Linked DNA regions of Homo sapiens: region 2 is linked to region 1. The links are chromatin contacts, found by Hi-C or POLR2A ChIA-PET in ENCODE. All regions are on one chromosome and are shown on one strand. The core of a region is the stretch at or near the end of the contact, and the rest is flanking DNA. Distances in the headings are between cores, read along the strand shown.

Region 1 (6,653 bases), core at 969-3,468:
AGCATGTGAGTGTGTATATTCACTATTTGAGTTTTATTTCAGTTCTTCTCATTGAGGTCATTCCTTGTTTGAATTAGCTCATGCCCTCTGTTCAGAGGATCTCTTCAAAGTAGATTACAAGATTCAGAGATATTTTTTAAGTCCATTGATAAGTTCTCCAATTCTAAATATTCCACTGTTTAACCATCGGCCCATTAGCCCAGGCACAAAACAGGGAAGAAAGATACACCCGCATTAAAAACCAACAGGTTTTTTATTTCCTCAATGCTCCTGTGTCTTACCCTATTTAGAAATCATATGGCATATGCAAATAGATGTGGATAGGTTTGACAATTAAGTTATTATTTTATTTTTCTTTTAGACCTAGAGTTTAACCAAAACCATCGCTTCCATGCAACATCGCCCCAAATTCAACAGAGTGGGACTTGGCAGACAAGTTTTAATTATAGACCTTGCATCTATCTTGTGTCCATCAATATCATGGTTAACTTGGAAGTTAAAGAGGCATTTTGCAACATCACAGGTCTCTTCTCAACTCATTTAAAATTAATCCCAGTTAAAATAAAAAACACAAATCAAACAGGGCATTTTTCATATTCATTTTGTAGGTGCACTGTCAGAATTATAAATCAGCTTTGCCTAAGGAGTAAAATGAAACACACCCAAATGTAGTATTTTTAGGAAAAAATGTCTGGAAATGAGTGCATATGTTACTATGAATTTTTGTTAAAGATAAGCAAAACTCTAATATGCTAAAATTTATTGACTGGACAAAAATCTCCTCCACAGATGCAATTATTCACATACTCATTGGTCAAATATTTAGTGCATGCCTTGAGGATACACCACAAATCAACCCCTTCTCTGCTCCTCTTCCCCAGTCTCCAAAATCTACCTCCTACCTCCAACCCCACACTCACATGGAATTGCAAATAGCTTGATTGGATAAGCATGGACATCAGAGAAAACTCTCTGATACATTTTTGACACTTGCTAATAAAAGTATGTTGGGTGTTTTTCTTTCTACCTAAGGATGTTCCACCCATCATGGAGGGAAAATGGGGCTAAGAGAAGCCTGCCTCAGCTGGTGGGGTCATATCCACTCACAGATGTTAAGGAGTCTCCATGACAATGAGGACTTGAGGTGGGGAAGAAGAGACCCAGATATCTGCTTTGCCTTCTGTTCAAAAGCCAAGTGTCTGATTTTTCAAGTCTAGGGCTTTAAAACAAAAATCTCATTTGCAACATGCAGTCAGCAGCGGGGTGCCAAGCTCAGGACCTACCCCAAGGGGCTAGCAGCACTGTAGCCTCTGAGACCACCGTGCCACCTGGCTGTGCATTCAGATGTCATCCCTCCCCTCAGCAGGGCCAGGCTGACCACCAGACCGGCTGTAGAACCAGTTATTTGTACACCATGTTTGAAATGGACCTCAGAAATGGTACATTTGGTGAAAGTCAGGGTGTTCATAGAATTTATTATCCAAACTGGACATTTTTGAAAGAGAGAACTATTAATAATCATGCCAGGTCAACAGGCATGAGTGGAGCATGCCCCACAAAGACTTGGACACATGGCCATACCTGTATTTTTCTGTTTAGCAATTTGCAATTACTGCACACTTGAAGCATGTGTAGCTTCCCTGAGGCTCCACCTCTAGGGTTATACTGCCTGGAAATGTATTTTGGGGAAAAACAAACTTGTTGAAGAAAATGTCCTCACAAATGTGTAGCAATAACTCTAGGGGAAGTCACATTCCCACTTGTCTTGCCCATTGTGGTTAGAGGAGATTCTAGAATTAGAAAAGAAACCAAAAAATGAAAGATCTGCTCTAAGGGCTTAATTTTGCCCTTCAGGAAACAAACATACAGAGTGGCCCGTGGGTTCTTTAAAAATGTTCCCCATCAATCTTCCACCTCCTGTTCCTTCAACTGCCTCTATCTTATTTCACTTTTTGAAAAAAGTTGTTTTATCTCTGGCCTAGAAACTTTGGTACAGTTTGTCAATATCAGGAAGTCCATTAAGTAAGATTGCATATTATCCTTGCCAGAGCACGGCTGGCTGTCCAGCAGACATCATTTTATGTTTTTGTCTTTCTTTATTTGAAATACCTTTGATGTATCATCTCAGACAAAAAATGTAGTTGTTCAACAGCTCAGGGAAGAAAGCCTGAGCTTGCCACAGGAGGAGACAGGGCTAAGGCTGGGGAGTTGGGGGGAGTGTAAATAAAGTAGAGGACTGGGCAGAGCTACAAGAAATATTTAGCATTCCTGGCTTCCCACAAAGGGTAGGTCAAGGAGAGGGAATGAGCAGTTGGGATGGAGCGTACACCACAACTATTCTTTTTCGGTCCTAATCCAGTCCACTGTGACACATAAATGTCCCCAGTGGGCAGACCCCGAGTTTATTGTGTTGTGTGGCAAATGCTGAGTAATTACACACGATGCCTGTCTATATGCAGGATGGGGTCAAACTCTGTGGCAAAGACACAGCTGCTGGTTTCATGGCTGTGTGACAAATCCACTTTTGCTAACAATCGTCAAAGCCATATTCATAACACTATGTGTTTAAGGGATTGAGCACTAAAAGTCCGCTTCCACAGGCCCCTGTCAAAACAAAGTCCACTTCTTTACAGTGTGCCCACAGGCTGTCTGTGTCAAAAACCTGGTGTCACTTTTTGGAGTGGGATCTTGGAAGAGGAGCCATGCTCACTGTTGTTTGCCTGGATAGTGAATTGAAGATGGGGCTCTCTTTTCTTGAAACTCTCGGCGGGGTGGGGGGGGAAAGAAACGCGCCTTAGCATCCAAAATAAAGACAACCACACATACACCAAAACAGAAACAGCCATTTTGTTTTTAAAAGATCTGGTCATTGACAGGCTTTCTTTCTGCCCCGCCACTATGGTCTTCTCGGGTTAATTCATCTCCTGCTGCTGCAGGATCTATAAAATACTGTATTGAGATGACTTCAGTAGGTTTCCAACAGTGGGATTTTCCAGCTACTGGAAATACCCAAGGCCAGTGTAAACTCATTTGTTTTTCTTAATTTGAGCCTTAATTGCAGAGCCTACTTTTTGCTGGATGCTAATCCTCTCAAGCACTTCTGAGGCAAACACTCTAGGAGAGGATGTGGACAGAAGTACCCACGGAAAAGGGGACACTGTGACAAAGGGGTCAGCAGGTGAACAAATGTCACATATACCTCCTCTGTGTCATGCGGATGAGCAGGTTCCAGGTGATGAAAGTGAGAAGGTGCCTCCCATTGCAGGGCCCTAGCAACATAATGCTGTTCAGAATGCTCTTAATACAGAAGTGCCTATATTAGTCAGTGTTCTCCAGAGAAAAGGAACTACTGGGAGAGAGAGAGATTAGAAGGAATTGGCTCACACAATTATGGAGGCTGGCAAAGCCCAAGATTTGTAGGGTGAGTTGACAAGCTGGAGACCCAGGAGAGCCAATGGTGTAGTTACAGTATGAAGGCGGGCAGGCTTGAGGTACAGGTACACTTCAAGTCCAAAGGCAGCAAACAACTAATTTTTCCTTCTAGTTCAAAGGTCATCAGGCAGAATAGTTTCTATCATGTTTAGAGGAGGGTCAGCCTTTTTGCTCTATTTGGACCTTCATCTGATTGGATGGGGTCCACCTACATATGGTGGGCAATCTGCTTTCCTCAGTCTACTGATTCAAATGTTAAATATCATCCAAAAATATCCTCACATAAACATCCAGTATAATGTTTGACAAAATATTTGGGCACCATGTGACCCAGGCAAGTAGACACATAAAAAATAATCATGGCAGCACCTGGCCATGAAATGATAAAACCGAGCTTCAAATCTAGCTCTGTCTGACTCCAAAACCCATATCCTTTCTACCACTGTAGTGACCGATTTTGTTCTCAGGAAACTTAATTGTTCTTAAGGAGGTAAGATTTATAAACATTAAAAACTCTGCTTAAGAAAGGTATGTGAGGCCAGGTGCGGTGGCTCACATCTGTAATCCCAGCACTTTGGGAGGCCGAGATGGGCAGATCACCTGAGGTCAGGAGTTTGAAACCCTCCTGGCCAACATGGAGAAACCCCATCTCTACTAAAAATACAAAAACAAGCCGGGCGTCGTGGCAGAGGCCTGTAATCCCAGCTACTCGGGAGGCTAAGGCAGGAGAATCACTTGAACCCGGGAGGTGGAGGTTGCAGTGAGCCAAGATCATGCCATTGCACTCCAGCCTGGGTGACAAGAGCGAGACTTCATCTCAAAAAAAAAAAAAAAAAAAAAGGTATGTGACATAATGTGTTACATTATGATAAATGATCAATCATATTAATCAGATAATTGACCCATCAGCTGTAAAGTGTGAACCATGTTTACACCCAAGTTTTATTCCCAGTGGTGTAAATGTCCTTTTTTCACTATTTCTTGAGTAGGATACCAAGTGTAACACACACTGGAGTGTCTTTCAACTCCACAAGGAAGCTGGAACTCAGAGGGGTCTGGACCTTCCAGGCAAGTCCCTGGCTCTGCTCAGGAAGTCTAGCCATCTGCTGATGCCATGTGATATGGTTTGGCTGTGTCCCCACCCAAATATCATCTTGAATTGACCTGGTAGCAAGTAATTGAATCATGGGGGCGGGCTTTTCCCATGCTATTCTCGTGAAAGTGAATAAGTCTCATGAGATCTGATGGTTTTATAAGGGGCAGTTCCCTCCACATGCTCTGTTGCCTGCTGTCTTGTAAGATGTGCCTTTGCTCCTCCTTCACCTTCCACCATGATTGTGAGGCCTCCCCAGCCACGTGGAACTGTAAGTCTGTTAAACCTCTTTCCTTTATAAATTACCTAGTCTCAGGTATGTCTTTATTAGCAGCATGAGAAAGGACTCATCATGCTACATGGTGACAGCAGTGATGGAGACAGTGCCCAGGATTGCCTCCCCATGACAGCTAGCAAGGGCTGTGATGCTTTACAATTACTGTCAGCCCAGAATTAACTTCCATTCCGTAGACATTCATGGGTGCCTGCTATAATACATAAAAAGCACAATATGGAAACAGGCTGGGGCCAAAGGGAGACAAAGACCCAGTCTCTGCCTTCCGAGTGCTTGCAATAGAAGGGGATAAGAAACACAGCTGTGTAAGAGAGATGCCAGATGATAGATACATGCAGTATACTCTGGCAGTTCCCAAGGGGAGAGATATCACTGCACCCTATGGGGAGCTGAGCAGAGGAGACATTTGACGTAGGCTTGGGAGTATGTGTAGGAGTCCAGCAGATGGGGTAGGGAAGGAAAAACAGGAGCAAATGCACAAAAGAGGAGAAGCAGAGGATTTTTCTAAACAGCAATGACTCATGCAGTTTGTCTGAATTGTAGAATATACGAGAGGGAGTAGCAGGAATGAGACCTATTTTCTGGGCTTGCACTTCACCCTAAACTCCAGTCATCTGTAAGATTCATCTCTTTTGGCTCATCCTCCTGAGCAGGAGCAGACAACCCCAGGCAACAGGCAGCACTTGCCCAGCAGTCAGGCTGCTGAACTGCTCTCCAGTGTGTGTGCATGTGAGGACCCATGAAACAGGGGCCACAGTGTCCTCCCCACCCAGGAACTCAGCCTGGTTTATGAGAACAAACCTCGTTGGCCTGGGCAGCTGGTCTGATCCACTTCCTGAACTCCTGCTCTCTCTGTCCTACCCCACCACCCAGGCCAGCCTCTCTGTCCTGAAGCTGAGACCTTCTGAACAGAAGGCTGGGTCAGCTCTGCTTGCAGCCAGAGGACACTGAGAAGGCCACCACTTACAGGGGCCCTTCTCCTCTCAGGTCCCCAGTGCTCCTAGGGTGGGCAGCCAGCACTGCTTTCCATCTGATTCCAAGCAATGGCTAAGGCTGGTGGCTACCTATCCATTAAGCTGTAAGATGTTTGCCCTTGGGATGTGGTTTAAGTGTCAGTCTGAGGTTTAAAATAAAACAAAACAAATTCTGTTTCACTGCATCTTTAATTGTCGACTTCTGGGGAAGTATCTTCTAAAGATGTGCTAGGCACAATCACCCGTGGGCCAAACTCCATGAACAGAAGTGGGCATGTTAGAATCCTGCGTCAGCTCTTCCCTCATCTCACTGCCTGGGAAAGTGTCTGGTTATAACCCCAGCCCCAACTTCTCAGCTCTGACGCCTGCTGTTCATCAAAACTGACTGGAGGGTTGCTAGAAATGCAGAGGCTGGGGTCCACCCCAGACCTGATGAATCCTAATCCTCAGGCTGAGAACATAGGCCTATGGGCTTTTATTTTTTATATATCTCCCCAGGTGATTATTATACACAGCCAGGGTAGAAAACCCCTGCCTTAGGCAAATGCCTTATAGATTTTTTTTTGCATTCATATTCTCTATTCATTGCCTCCTAGAATTTCAAGCATTAGGAAAGATCTTGGAGATCAACTAGTCTAGCACTTTCTAAACTCATGGTAGTGAGAACCAGCGTAGGAGCTGGGGATATAGTGGGCAGTCCTTCCCAGGCTTATGTGACTCAGAACGATCTGCACTTAGAGTAGAGATTGGCATCCCACTGCTGGAGGGACACAGGTGGGAAGTACTGGCCTAGCTCACCCCTGTATGATGATACAGACTCTGGACCTTCTGCTTCATTCCCCTCTGCCTGTACTGCTTC
Region 2 (6,867 bases), core at 995-3,494, 34 kb after region 1:
ATTGACTCACAAAAACAGACATGTCTGAGGGAATAGCCACTGATGTTGCTGAGTTACTGACCTTTCTGCCCAATGACCAAAACTAACACTGTTTGCTAAAGGATGTTCCAGTGGCCACAAGGCTTAGCAGGGCAGCTGCTGGGACAGTTTTGCCAATTCCTGTCTTTCTCATGTGTCATTATATTGAACATCCTTTATTGGAGTTGATTGGGATGTTTCTGTTTCTTGTATTCCGAAGGAACTAACTGACAGGGTGCCCAGTGCTAGGAGATATAGAAGAGCTTGTGGTCTCTATTCAAAGAGACGGATTTGTGAGTGGAAATGTCATTAAGTGGAATGTTTTAATTTTCTGTGGCTGCTGTAGTAAATTACCACAAACTTGGTGACTAAACCAGTGCAAATTTATTCTCTTACAGTTTTGGAGGTCAGAAATCTCAGAGCAGTTTCACTGGGCTAAAGTCAAAGTGTTAGCAGGGCTGATTTACTCTGGAGGTTCTAGAGGAGAATCCATTTCCTTGCCTTTTCTAGCTTCTGAAGTTTGCCTGCCTTCCTTGGCCTGTGACCTTTTCCCTGCATCACTCCAACCTTCTGTTTCCATCATCACATCTTCTACTTCCGTGTGACATGGGCTTCTCCTGTGTTCCTCTTATAAGGACCACTATGATGACATTGGGCCCACTAGGATAATCCAGAAGAATCTTCCCAGGTCAATCAATATCCTTAACTTGGTTGCATCTACACAGCCCCCTTTGCCACATCAGGTAACATTGACAGGTTCTGGGGATAAGAACATGGACATCTTGGTGGATATTATTCAGCTTATTTCAGGGAGCACATCCTGTGAATGATATAAACAGAGGTCTGTGGAGTCTCCACGAGGGGCAACTGGACCAGGGGAGAGAAGGTCAAACACATAAAAAGGTTCTCAATGAAGCCTCTCTTAATCATAAAAAAGTTTTCCTCTCCCCCTACTCTCTAATCTGTCTATCATCTTAGGATTCCAAGAGAGATATGAGTGTAAAGATCTGCCAAATACATCACTCAGTGTTCCCCATCCCATCCTGATCAAAGTTAATGAACTTGCCCCTTTCTCAAAATAGAACTTGGGAAATTGTCCCACTAGTCCACTTCCCCCAAACAAGGGAGTGCAATGATGTAGAACTGGAGTCATAGATGGGAGTAAGATTGCTTTGCTCAGAGATGACAGGAGTTGAGATGGGCAGAGACACAAGGTGGTGTTTCTTCGACAAACTCCCAGGTGTGCGGGTTCCTGACTGTGAGTGAAGGACTGTGATTTGAATAAGGGCTGGGGTGTGTATCTGAAGAAAATGGTGAGGCATTTATCACTTAGATTTGGGGGAGGAGATTAAAATACAATAACTAGATAGTCATTAAAAATTATTCCAGACACCCAAAAATTGATATGGGGGAGTTCTATTAGGAAAACAGGCTTCATTTACTGGAAAATGGGGAGGTTAATTAAGAAGTAAGAGTGTTTATAAGTAGGATGTTCAGAGGAAGTGCTGATGTTGTCCTTGTCATTAAATGTTTTCTGATATAAAAATACTCCCTTGGTACTTACGAAGAAGGCTGATTTTCATTATTAGACATTCACTTATTCATTGTAAAATAAAAGCGTGTGTGTATGTGTGTGTGCATGCATATGTATTTCCAATCAAAAGTCAGGAGCGCGGACTATATTATATAGAACCCAGAGATTCAAAGGCCTGATTATGAATGGATAGTTACACGGATAGATTAATGATGGATGGATGGAAGAAGTGTGGTTCATCTGTCATGACTGGTGCCTCTAGCTCTAAGATGTCTGACTTTGAATCCAGAGGAAGAAGTGGGATCACTGGGGTTAGGGGAGTATCCTTTAAAAGTTTTGCAAAAAACATTTGCAGTCACTTTTGGTTTATCTCTGCCGGTTGGATTTAGTTTTCCTGAAGCCCCTTGGGGCAGGGCCATCTATGACTTATGCTCCGGGCAATGGAATGTGGCTTTTTCTTCCCTTTCACCCAGGAGCTCTCAAGCTGCCTCTTTGCTTCCTTCTCTACCTATCTGCATGGATTTTAAGCTTATCTGGATACTCATTGTGAATACTCATGAGGGCTAATTTCACTGCATTGCTCCACAAAAGAGTTCCTGGATTCCATATTCTGGAATAATTTAGCAGACTTCAGGATGAATCAAAAGAAGCCAGTCACAGAAAAATGTCCATCAACCTTTTAGTTTAATCATCCCTTATGCCTTAAGGGTATGTTGTAACACAGCTGGCCTAGACAGCCTCTCTCCTGCTCCCCTGGCTCTACGGGTTTTCCTCTGGCCCAGCCCACCTGTCCAGGCTCACCTCTTGCCCCATTCCCACTTTGCAGCCTACATTGAAGCCAAATCAAACTATTCACAGCTGCCCTGGCGCTCTGGACTATGTCAAGTACCCTTGACTTTGCTCATGTAGCTGGAGGGTTCTTTCCTCTTCCTCCACATCTCCCCATGTTCCCTTCTCTTTCCCCATCAATCTTTAAAGACTCACAAATCCAAAATATTCTACTCTAAAAAAGCTTTCATTGACAGTTTTCCTCCACCTCCACCCATTACCAAGTACTTTCTCCTATACATACTTCTATTACAGCAATGATAATACTGCAAATACATTCACAAGAAGGAAAAAAAAATCTCAAGCCAATTAGCAAGTGACTAGAGTCTGAGGGAAGTCCACAGTGGAGATGAGTAAGAGGCCTTGTAATGCAGAAGAGCCAAACAGGGATTAAGGGATAATGCTGTAAAAAAGCAAAATAAATAACCAGGGCAGGCTCTGTTGAATCTTACAGAGATGGCCTTCTAGGTTAAACATTTTTTGAAGTACAGACATGCAATGCTTAACAAGGAGGATATGTTCTGAGAAATGCATTGTTAGATGATTTAATCATTGTGTAAACACCATAGAGGGTACTTGCATGTACTGAATGTACTGAATACTGTAGGCAGTTGTAATGCAATGATAAGCATTCATATATCTAAACATGGAAAAGTACAGTAAAAATACAGTATTTTTTACTGGGACAACCTTCCAATATGCAGTCTTTTGTTGACCAAAATGGTGTTATGTGGCTAATGAATGCCCACTTAACTGGAAAATACAAATATTCCAGGACTGAAAAAACTATGTCTCTGAGAACCTCTTTCCCTCCTCTACCATATATAGGTCCTCAGGGATGCACTCAGAGCTTTGGCTAAGGAAAGGGGTGCTTACCAGGGTGGCCACATGCATCCTGGACATCAAAGGGATGACATTGGTCACAGCCAGTTGCCTCGTTCCCAAAGATTCCAGAAGGACATTGGCATTGTGGCAAAAGAGCAGCAATGCCAGTGTTCCCACTGGGCATGTCAAGTTGATTTAGAATTAGGCTGAGGAAAGGGGACACTTCGGCCTAGTCCAGGAGACCATGGGGTGTTATTTCCTAGCTTGTTCTTAATTTCTCAGCTGAAGGTAGTGTAATAGACACTGATTATTTGTGGCCACCTAATATCTCTGAACTCCCTCCTCTTTTTCTTTTGTGTAACAGCTTTATTGAGATGTAATTCACATACCACACAATTCACCCATATAAAGTGTACAATGCAATGGCTTTTAGTATATTCACAAAATTTTGCAACCATTACATCAATCAATATTTTCATTATCCCAAAAGGAAATCTTTTTTTTTTATTACACTTTAAGTTTTAGGGTACATGGGCACAATGTGCAGGTTTGTTACATATGTATACATGTGCCATGCTGGTGTGCTGCACCCATTAACTCGTCATTTAACATTAGGTGTATCTCCTAATGCTATCCTTCCTCCTTCCCCTGACCCCACAACAGGCCCCGGATTGTGATGTTCCCCTTCCTGTGTCCATGTATTCTCATTGTTCAATTCCCACCTATGAGTGAGAACATGCGGTGTTTGGTTTTTTGTCCTTGCAATAGTTTGCTGAGAATCATGGTTTCCAGTTTCATCCATGTCCCTACAAAGGACATGAACTCATCAGTTTTTATGGCTGCATAGTATTCCATGGTGTATATGTGCCACATTTTCTTAATCCAGTCTATCGTTGTTGGACATTTGGGTTGGTTCCAAGTCTTTGCTATTGTGAATAGTGCCGCAATAAACATACGTGTGCATGTGTCTTTATAGCAGCATGATTTATAATCCTTTGGGTATATACCCAGTAATGGGATGGCTGGGCGAAATGGTATTTCTAGTTCTAGATCCCTGAGGAATCAACCACACTGACTTCCACAATGGTTGAACTAGTTTACAGTCCCACCAACAATGTAAAAGTGTTCTTATTTCTCCACATCCTCTCCAGCACCTGTTGTTTCCTGACTTTTTAATGATCGCCATTCTAACTGGTGTGAGATGGTGTCTCATTGTGGTTTTGATTTGCATTTCTCTGATGGCCAGTGATGATGAGCATTTTTTCATGTGTCTTTTGGTTGCATAAATGTCTTCTTTTGAGAAGTATCTGTTCATGTCCTTTGCCCACTTTTTGATGGGGTTGTTTGTTTTTTCTTGTAAATTTGTTTGAGTTCATTGTAGATTCTCGGTGTTAGCCCTTTGTCAGATGAGTAGGTGGCGAAAATTTTCTCCGATTTGGTAGGTTGCCTGTTCACCCTGATGGTGGTTTCTTTTGCTGTGCAGAAGGTCTTTAGTTTAATTAGATCCCGTTTGTCAATTTTGGCTTTTGTTGCCATTGCTTTTGGTGTTTTAGACACGAAGTCCTTGCCCATGCCTATGTCCTGAATGGTATTGCCTAGGTTTTCTTCTAGGGTTATTATGGTTTTAGGTCTAACATGTAAGTCTTTAATCCATCTTGAATTAATTTTTGTATAAGGTGTAAGGAAGGGATCCAGTTTCAGCTTTCTACATATGGCTAGCCAGTTTTCCCAGCACCATTTATTAAATAGGGAATCTTTTCCCCATTGCTTGTTTTTCTCAGGTTTGTCAAAGATCAGATGGTTGTAGATATGCGGCATCATTTCTGAGGGCTCTGTTCTGTTCCATTGATCTATATCTCTGGTTTGGTACCAGTACCATGCTGTTTTGGTTACTGTAGCCTTGTAGTATAATTTGAAGTCAGGCAGCGTGGTGCCTCCAGCTTTGTTCTTTTGGCTTAGGATTGACTTGGTGACACAGGCTCTTTTTTGCTTCCATACGAACTTTAAAGTAGTTTCTTCCAATTCTGTGAAGAAAGTCATTGGTAGCTTGATGGGGATGGCATTGAATCTATAAATTACCTTGGGCAGTATGGCCATTTTCACGATATTGATTCTTCCTACCCATGAGCATGGAATGTTCTTCCATTTGTTTGTGTCCTCTTTTATTTCATTGAGCAGTGGTTTGTAGTTCTCCTCGAAGAGGTCCTTCACATCCCTTGTAAGTTGGATTCCCGGGTATTTTATTCTCTTTGAAGCAATTGTGAATGGGAGTTCCCTCATGATTTGGCTCTCTGTTTGTCTGTTATTGGTGTATAAGAATGCTTGTGATTTTTGTACATTGATTTTGTATCCTGAGATTTTGCTGAAGTTGCTTATCAGCTTAAGGAGATTTTGTGCTGAGACGATGGGGTTTTCTAAATATACAATCATGTCATCTGCAAACAGGGACAATTTGACTTCCTCTTTTCCTAATTGAATACCCTTTATTTCCTTCTCCTGCCTAATTTCCCTGGCCAGAACTTCCAACACTATGTTGAATAGGAGCGGTGAGAGAGGGCATCCCTGTCTTGTGCCAGTTTTCAAAGGGAATGCTTCCAGTTTTTGCCCCCAAAAGGAAATCTTGGACCCATTAACCATCATCTCCCAAACCTCCCACCACTGTCCAGCCCTAGGCAACTGATGTGGTTTGGCTGTGTCCCCACCCAAATCTCATCTTGACTTCCAACATGCTGTGGGAGGGACCCGGTGGGAGGTGACTGAATCATGGGGGCAGGTGTTTCCCATGCTGTTCTCATGATAGTGAATAAGTCTCATGAGAACTGATGGTTTTAAAAATGGGAGTTTCTCTGCACAAGCTCTCTCTTTTTGCCTGCTGTCATCCACATAAGATGTGACTTGCTCCTCCTTGCCTTCCATCATGATTGTGAGGCCTCCCCAGCTACGTGGAACTGAGTCCAATTAAACTTCTTTCTTTTGTAAATGGCCCAGTCTCAGGTATGTCTTTGTCAGCAGCGTGAAAATGGACTAATACGACAACCATCTGTTCATTAATCTTCTGTCTCTATATGTTTTCCTATTATAGACTGTTAAAGGCTGAATTGTGTCCCCCTGATATTCATATGTTGTGGTTCTATTTGTATTTGAAGACAGGGTCTTGAAAGAGGTAATTAAGTAATAATGAGGTCACCAAAGTGGGCTCTAATCCAATACAATTGGTTCCTTAAAAGAAGAGATTATGGCACAGGCACAGAGAGAAGACCATGTGAAGACACAGGGAGAAGATGGGATCCCCAAGCCACGAAGAGCAGCTTCAGAATGAAACCAACCCTGCTGGTGTCTTGATCTCAGATTTCTAGCCTCCAGAACTGTGAGAAAATCCGTGTCTGTTGTTTAAGCCATCAAGTCTATGGTACTTTGTTGTGGCAGCCCTAGAAAAAGAATACATTTCAAAGAAATGAAATCATACAATATCTGATCCATTGTGATGGGCTTCTTTTACCTACCATAATGTTTTCCAGGTTCACCTATATTGTAGCATACATCAGTACTTCATTCCTTTTATGACCAAATAATCTTCCGTTGTATAGATATACACATTTTGTTGATCCATTAGTTAGCTGAGGGACATTTGGATTGTTTACATTTTTTAGCTATTTTGCAGA

What was found. A loop is a pair of places that touch in the nucleus more often than their neighbours do. ChIA-PET counts read pairs that join two places held with the same protein, here RNA polymerase II (POLR2A). Pooled maps may share reads with other maps.
Region 2: a loop to region 1 is called in a map of PC-3, with 7 times the contacts of the local background. The contact joins two enhancer-like sites. A Hi-C loop is called at or near these places in 6 of 168 maps with a recorded cell type or tissue (Caco-2, Calu3, IMR-90 and 3 more), 1 of 37 single-sample maps with no recorded cell type and 2 of 50 pooled maps. POLR2A ChIA-PET finds 5 or more read pairs at or near these places in 5 of 52 experiments (A549, AG04449, AG04450 and 2 more).

What each region holds. Positions count from the first base shown.
Region 1 is chr2:37,766,418-37,773,070 of GRCh38, forward strand. The region is part of intron 2 of LOC107985869 (a long non-coding RNA gene); the gene reads left to right. Among named protein-coding and RNA genes, the nearest start is that of CDC42EP3, 98 kb to the left of the region's middle. Within about 2 kb of position 2,219, at least 10 of the 41 ENCODE cell types and tissues checked have a DNase peak (open chromatin) inside an H3K27ac peak, as active enhancers do; they include PC-3 and PC-9, where a contact is called at or near this core.
Region 2 is chr2:37,800,292-37,807,158 of GRCh38, forward strand. No RefSeq gene overlaps it. Among named protein-coding and RNA genes, the nearest start is that of PIRAT1, 72 kb to the right of the region's middle. Within about 2 kb of position 2,245, at least 3 of the 41 ENCODE cell types and tissues checked have a DNase peak (open chromatin) inside an H3K27ac peak, as active enhancers do; they include PC-3 and PC-9, where a contact is called at or near this core.